Regions from separate parts of the Homo sapiens genome. Here region 1 is linked to region 2. The links are chromatin contacts, found by Hi-C or POLR2A ChIA-PET in ENCODE. All regions are on one chromosome and are shown on one strand. Each heading gives the region's core, a stretch centred on a gene start or an enhancer-like site at or near the end of the contact. The rest is flanking DNA. Distances are from core to core; before and after follow the strand shown. Region 1 overlaps FAM178B (family with sequence similarity 178 member B). Region 2 overlaps FAM178B (family with sequence similarity 178 member B).

The links. Hi-C counts contacts between places; a loop is a spot of excess contacts on that map. ChIA-PET counts read pairs that join two places held with the same protein, here RNA polymerase II (POLR2A). Pooled maps may share reads with other maps.
Region 1: a loop to region 2 is called in a map of prostate gland, with 5 times the contacts of the local background. The contact joins two enhancer-like sites. A Hi-C loop is called at or near these places in 41 of 168 maps with a recorded cell type or tissue (CD4-positive, alpha-beta memory T cell, CD8-positive, alpha-beta T cell, Caco-2 and 22 more) and 33 of 50 pooled maps. POLR2A ChIA-PET finds 5 or more read pairs at or near these places in 11 of 52 experiments (CD4-positive, alpha-beta T cell, CD4-positive, alpha-beta memory T cell, H1 and 7 more).

The regions. Positions count from the first base shown.
Region 1 is chr2:96,949,554-96,952,709 of GRCh38, forward strand. It overlaps FAM178B (family with sequence similarity 178 member B), which reads right to left. Exons shown (of 17, transcript NM_001122646.3): 7 at 1,826-1,931. Among named protein-coding and RNA genes, the nearest start is that of FAM178B, 35 kb to the right of the region's middle. RefSeq lists enhancers at 469-1,110, 1,111-1,750. Within about 2 kb of position 1,783, at least 8 of the 41 ENCODE cell types and tissues checked have a DNase peak (open chromatin) inside an H3K27ac peak, as active enhancers do; they include dorsolateral prefrontal cortex, ovary, prostate gland and 3 more, where a contact is called at or near this core.
Region 2 is chr2:96,906,019-96,909,252 of GRCh38, forward strand. The region is part of intron 12 of FAM178B (family with sequence similarity 178 member B); the gene reads right to left. Among named protein-coding and RNA genes, the nearest start is that of SEMA4C, 38 kb to the left of the region's middle. RefSeq lists an enhancer at 654-1,249. Within about 2 kb of position 1,818, at least 23 of the 41 ENCODE cell types and tissues checked have a DNase peak (open chromatin) inside an H3K27ac peak, as active enhancers do; they include dorsolateral prefrontal cortex, ovary, prostate gland and 3 more, where a contact is called at or near this core.

The DNA.
Region 1 (3,156 bases), core at 533-3,032, 44 kb after region 2:
GGGACCTCAGGAACCACCCTCGCACCTGCAGAAGGGAGCCCCCATGGGTTTCTGCCTCCCACAACCACAGTCCCCAGTAACTGCTCGAGGTTCTAAGTCCCCTGAGGACACTGCCCAGAAGGCCCCCCAAAGCCAGTGCACCCCTTTCATGGATCTGGATTCAGCCATGGGGGATGGGAGCTTTTGTCTCTCCTTCCTGCAGAATGTGAACTGGAACTCTGCACTAACAGCGTGCCTCACAGAGGACACCCAGGCCCAGAGCAGAGCTCTGTGGGGGCACAAGGACAAGGCAGCTCACGGATGTCCCACTTAACTCCACATGGGCCCATCAGGCCTGGCTCCGAGGCACAGAGCTGATGCTAAGAAACCTGTCTGTAGCGACACAGGAGTAGGTGGCAGGGCCAGAACTCACACCAAGTCTGTCTGTCTGACCTCAGGGCTGGGTCCTGCACTCCTCTCCCCTCCAGCCCCCTCGCAGCATGATGGAGACGGGGAAAGAGGCAGGGGAAGGCTCGTCTGTGCCTCCCAGGATGGGGGTCTCTGAACCTGGAAGAAACCGACACGCCCCCGGGAAGGCACTCCACGCCAGTGTCAGGGTGACGCAGGGCCCCTCTGTGGGTGCCGTCTCAGATGGGTCCTTTGTGCCTCCCAATGCTCGATTGTGTGTTCCGTCACACACTGTGCAAGGAGCAGGGGCTGCACCGCCAGCGTGGGGAATAATGGCCCCACTGTTCCCCATTACTCACCCACTGCTCCTTCTGGGCCTTGGGTGGGGGATTGGGGGCTGACAAGGTTAGCAGCTACATACCAGGGCCCCAGAAGCTGCATGTCTTCCTCCTCCGGGGTAAGGAGGAGCAAGGTGAAGGACCCAGAGCACGAAGGGAGAGCTGGAGGGCTCTCTCTGGACTGCAGCCAGCCTGCCGAGGCCAAGCAGTTCCTGGAATAATCCGCCCCACATGATGGCTCTGATTTACAGCTGGGGTCCAGGCTCCAACTGGCAGGAATGGGACCAGCTGGAACTTGTGACCCACCTGTCCCCAGACAGGGACGATTCTGGGTGGGGACCAAGGCCAGGACGGCATCCTTATGCCTGGCATTCAGATCACAGCGGTTGGCTCCTGTCCCTGCTGGCTTCTCACTGCCTCTCTCTGTGCAAAGGTGTCAAGCCCTGGGCAAAATGTATGTTCCCCTATGGCAAAACGCTCTAGCAGCAACCAGGAGGGAAAAAACAGCACAGCCAGAGCAGCCGTTCCAGGTTTTCCCAGCCAAGCTACAACTGCACACAGGAAGCACACGCTCAAACGCCCAAGCACCCTCGGCTCCAAATTCACGAGGGATCCAAACCAGGCACTGCAGGATTGCCGTGGGCCCTGAACGGCCCTCCCGCTGCGTATGGGATGAGGGACCTGTGATCGCTGGTGAAGAAATTAGCTTTGTTGCATAGGAAGCACTTGTTGAGGGGCTTGGACCGATTCACTGAGAGGTTAGACCGTAAGTCCACTGGGTACACCAGGTCCCTCAGGAAAGCCACGTGAGGGCACAGGCAGCACCCAGAGACACACACCTTCGGGGGAAGCAGAGGCTCCCAGCGCTCGCCGCTCTGGGAGACCACAGGCGAACCCCCTGCACCTCCCTGGCCTTGGCATTCTTAGCACCATTGTGGGGATCGATGCCCAATCAGCTCTCCTCCCTCCTCCCAGCCTGAGCCCAGCCAAGCAGCACCTAAGGCAAGAAGAGGTGAAGTGCCCACCCCTCAGCCTGTGGGCCTGCCGGGCCACCAGACTGCAGCGCTCCCGCCACCTAGTGGCAGGCCTGCGGTCCTCACCTGGAACAGCCACTGGAGCAGGGATACCGGGCAGTCAGGCATGTGCAGGTAGAGGATGTTCAGGAGGCCACTGCGCAGGAAGGAGAGCTGTTGGGCTGGCGGGGAGCTGGGAGGCAGAGGGCTGAGGTTAGGGGAGGCCTCTGTGCCAGCACACTTGTCTCGGTGACACCGCGGGAGGCTGTCACTACCCAGCTTCACTGGCTGTTGGGAAGCATATCTGTAACGCTAGAGACAAATGTGCTTTTCAAGCCCTCAGTGCATGATCTGTCAGAAGGAAAAGAACCCAGGCTAGCATCAGAATCACCTGCTCTTCTTGAATGTTGCGTGAACACACCTCATGGTGTTTAAAACACATGGCGGGTGGCTGGAGGCAGTGGCTCACGCCTGTAATCCCAGCACTTTGGGAGGCAAAGGCGGGTAGATCACGAGGTCAGGAGTTCAAGACCAGCCTGGCCAACATGGTGAAACGCTGTCTCTACTAAAAATACAAAAATTAGCCAGGCATGGTGGCATGTACCTGTAATCCCAGCTACTCGGGAAGCTGAGGCAGGAGAATTGCTTGAACCCGGGAGGTGGAAGTTGCAGTGAGCCAAGATCATGCCACTGCACTCCAGCCTGGGCAACAGGGCAACACTCCGTCTCAAACAAACAAAAAAACATGGTGGGGCAGTGCAGTCTGCCCTTTCCATTTGACCACAGGGGAAAGTGGAATATTTGCCAAGGGTGTGGAAAGGTGAGGAGTGAGGCCAGGAGTGGGTGTCTTAGCCTCGGGTTCCTCCAGCTGCAAGGGGCGGGCACGATTACCCCCACGAGGCCAGCGTCTCGCGATCTGGTTACACAGGGCGTTTCTGCTCTGCCTTATGTTTTTCAGATACAAAGGGGACACCTGAGAAGACCGGAAAATAACAGAAAGGGGCCCGGGATGAAGACATTCTGGGAAGGAAATACCAAACAAGAGTTCCATAGAGGATTCTTCAGAAACCATGTGAGCTGCAAGTGTCCCAGATTCCAGGGATGGGGGCGTGCTCAGACCAGCCACGCGGCTGTGGCTGTGACCGTGTGCCCATTCACACCACCCCCTCGGGCCTCTTCCTCCTAACAGGAGCTCTCAAAATCGGCGCTGGTGTGGAGATGAGCCCTGCCTTGGGGACCACTGACCCGGTAGATCACCTTGACCTACAAGATTCCAGATCTTTGCAAAATGAGTTGTTGAAATGTTTCATATGGTTGTAGGGCCTCTGGTAGAAGGTGCTTCAGAAGTCATTTTATAGGGGGTTGGCTGGACTTTGTCACCGTTCCTGAGCTCCTGGTCATCCCCAGAGAGCCTGGGT
Region 2 (3,234 bases), core at 568-3,067:
TGCTACCACGCCCAGCTAATTTTTTTATTTTTAGTAGAGACGGGGTTTCTCCATGTTGGTCAGGCTGGTCTTGAACTCCCTACCTCAGGTGATCCGCCTGAGTGTTCTGCCCACCTCAGCCTCCCAAAGTGCTGGGATTACTGGTGTGAGCCACCGCGCCCAGCCAATACTTTTTCTTTTTCTTTCTTTTTTTTTTTTTTTGAGCAGGAGTCTTGCTCTGTTTCCCAGGCTGGAGTGCAGTGGCGGCATCTCAGCTCACTGCAAGCTCCGCCTCCTGGGTTCAAGCGATTCTCCTGCCTCAGCCTCCCAAGTAGCTGGGATCACAGGCATGTACCACCAAGCCCGACCGAAAATAATTTTTCTGGCATAAGTTTATCCCATGTGATATGTGCATCGTGTCTAGCAACCCTGAGAGGGACCAACCATTCCCCTCCATGCCTGACTGTGAAGGCCTGATGTGAACCATCGTGGGGGTGCCCTGACCCTGGGCCCCTTCAGCCTCAACCCCCTCCTGTGCAGCACCACTGTGTACTCACTCAACACTTCCCACTTCCCCCACACTGAGCACTGAGGAAAGGCAGCGCCCACCCGGACTGAACCATGGGATAACTAACAGAAGCCCCTTATCCCCTCTCTACGGCCCCTACAACAGACCCCCGTGGGTGCAGGCCACCCCGTGGCCCCACACCCAGAGCCCCAAGCTTCAGGTTCTCCCCCACGCACAGGCCTTCGCCTCCCTGTCAGACAGGGCCAGCTTTCCAGCTGTTTGGGAGCCCCAGCAGCAGCTGGGCCGGGAACACAGTGGGAGGTCAATGGCCCCTCTGAGCTGCTCCACAGTGAACTCAAAGCCAGTCAGAAGTCTGCATCTGGGCTTCATTAATCCAAAACTTGAGGCCTGCGCGGGAGCTCGTTTACTCGTTTACTCACAGCGGGCGAGGAGGGCCTGCCCGGCCCGGGGGTGAGGGGAGCAGGCAGGCCGGCAAAGCAGTGCCAGGGGTGGTTCCAGAAGGGAAGAGGCGGGCAGGGTGGGTCAGGATGGGGCTGTTATCCAGAAATGAAGAAAAGCACCACAAGAAGCACCAAGAGGGTGCATGGATGAAAAGAAACCCACATGTGAGTGGCGAGCCCCCTTGCTGTCCCCGCCTGCCCACTGCCTTTCATCCTGATGGCCCTCCCCGCCTTTTAAACCCCGTCCTGCATTCTTAGTTCCCACTGGGACACAGCAAGGAGGGGGCAGGGGGCGGGGCGAGACCATTTTTTTATTTTACAGACTGAGAACTTATTCCATGGAGAAGAAAAAGAAAAGCCTCACCCCACCACCACCCAGACTGTGCAGGGCACAAGCAGAGGGGCTGGCTGAGGCTGGCTGTGGGCTCTCCCTCCCATAGAAGAGGCCTGACCCCACCTGGCAAGGCCTCCCCGGAACTCCAACCAGGTTCAGAGGAGGAGGCAGAAGCCATGGGGCCATCCCAGCCACTGTCATATAAGGCAACAGGCTCCAGCCCTGGCGTGCACCAGCCAGGCCAGGCTAGGCCAGGCCAGCTTCTGCCTCCGCCCTGTCCCCCTCCACCCACCAAGGGCCTCCACAAGACCAGGACACTGGATTAGCACTCAGAGGAGTCGAAGGCACTGAGACATTCACAAATGACTTTTCCAAACCCGCAGCAGGGCCAGAAGTGGAATGCCAGCGCTCTGCTTCCTAGCCTCCGCAAGGGGCACCCAGGAAGGCAAAGGCACCAACCACGTGGGCTGCTGGGATGTCGGGCAGTGACATAGGCCAGCACAGCCCCTCTGGAGCCCCTTGTCTTCACTCCCTGGGAGGAGAACTGGGCCCTGCCAAGACTGAACTGCCCTAAAAGGCTGTCAGGCACCTGGCCAAAGGCATGAGCTGCCTTTTCCAGTCTCCAGGGCAGCTCAGGAAGCAACGGCAGTGGCCTGTTCCACCGTGGCAATGCTGCCTGACATGCTGCCTCAGGGCGTCCGCCTGGCTCGCACCCCGGGCCTCTTGTCCATCAGGCTGCCTGTCAGCCACCTGCTCGGCACTCCTTCCCTGGACTCTTCATTGCGCACTTGCCAGGTGGGAAGAACAAGGGGGTGGGCTTAGAAGCTGGTTGTCCCTCCCGGGGGTCTGCAAGCCCACAGCCACCAGACTGCCTGGTCATCCACAGACCAGTCTGAGCACACAGAGTGTGGACGGGAATAGACGGCGGGACACAGTCGGCCACAGACCCAGACGAGTGGACCACCACAGGGCAACATGAGGAACCCGTCTATATATAACCACGCACATTGACGTGGAGAGGCCCCACAAACCAGGTGTTGAGCCAAGGAAGCCAGACCCAAGGGAGAATGCTCTGCATGGTCCCATTTATATAAATGTTTAAAAACAGGCAAAATTGGGCTAGGCACAGTGGCTCACACCTGTAATCCCAGCACTTTGGGAAACTGAGGCAGGAGGCTCATTTGAGGTCAGGAGTTCGAGGCCATCCTGGGCAACATAGGGAGACCCCATCTCTCAAAAACCAACCAACCAACAAAACAGGTAAAATGAATCTATGTGATGGAAGCTGTGAAAGTGATTACCTCTGCAGGAGGGAACGCCTGGCAGGGGCCTGATGGGGCTTCTGGGGAGCGGCAGACATTCTGTCCCATGGTCAGGTGGTACATGGATGATCTCTTTTGCAAAGGGCACGAAGTGTCCACCTATGATATGGGTCCTTCCATTCACACGTATTATAAGTAAATTAAAAGGTACACATGAACAATCATACCAACTTCCATTCTCATCTCCCTCTTTGTATGATAAAAATCACAGAACCTCAGGCTTAGAAAACACCTTGAAGTCTGCTGGGCGCAGTGGCTCTCGCCTGTAACCCCAGCACTTTGGGAGGCTGAGGTGGGAGGATCACCTGAGGTCAGTTCGAGACCAGTCTGGCCAACATGGTGAAACCCCGTCTCTACTAAAAATACAAAAATTAGCCGGGTGTGGTGACAGGTACCTGTAATGCCTGCTACTTGGGAGGCTGAGGCAGGAGAATCACTTGAACCTGGGAGGCAGAGGTTGCAGTGAGCCGACATCACGCCACCGCCCTCCAGCCTGGGCGACAGATCAAGACTCTGTCTCAAAAAAAAAAAAAAAAAAGAAAAAAGAAAAAAGAAAACACCTTGAAGTCACCTAATCTAGCTTCTGCATAGTTATCCATTTTAATTCTCTTTGCCACACCCCCAATAAGT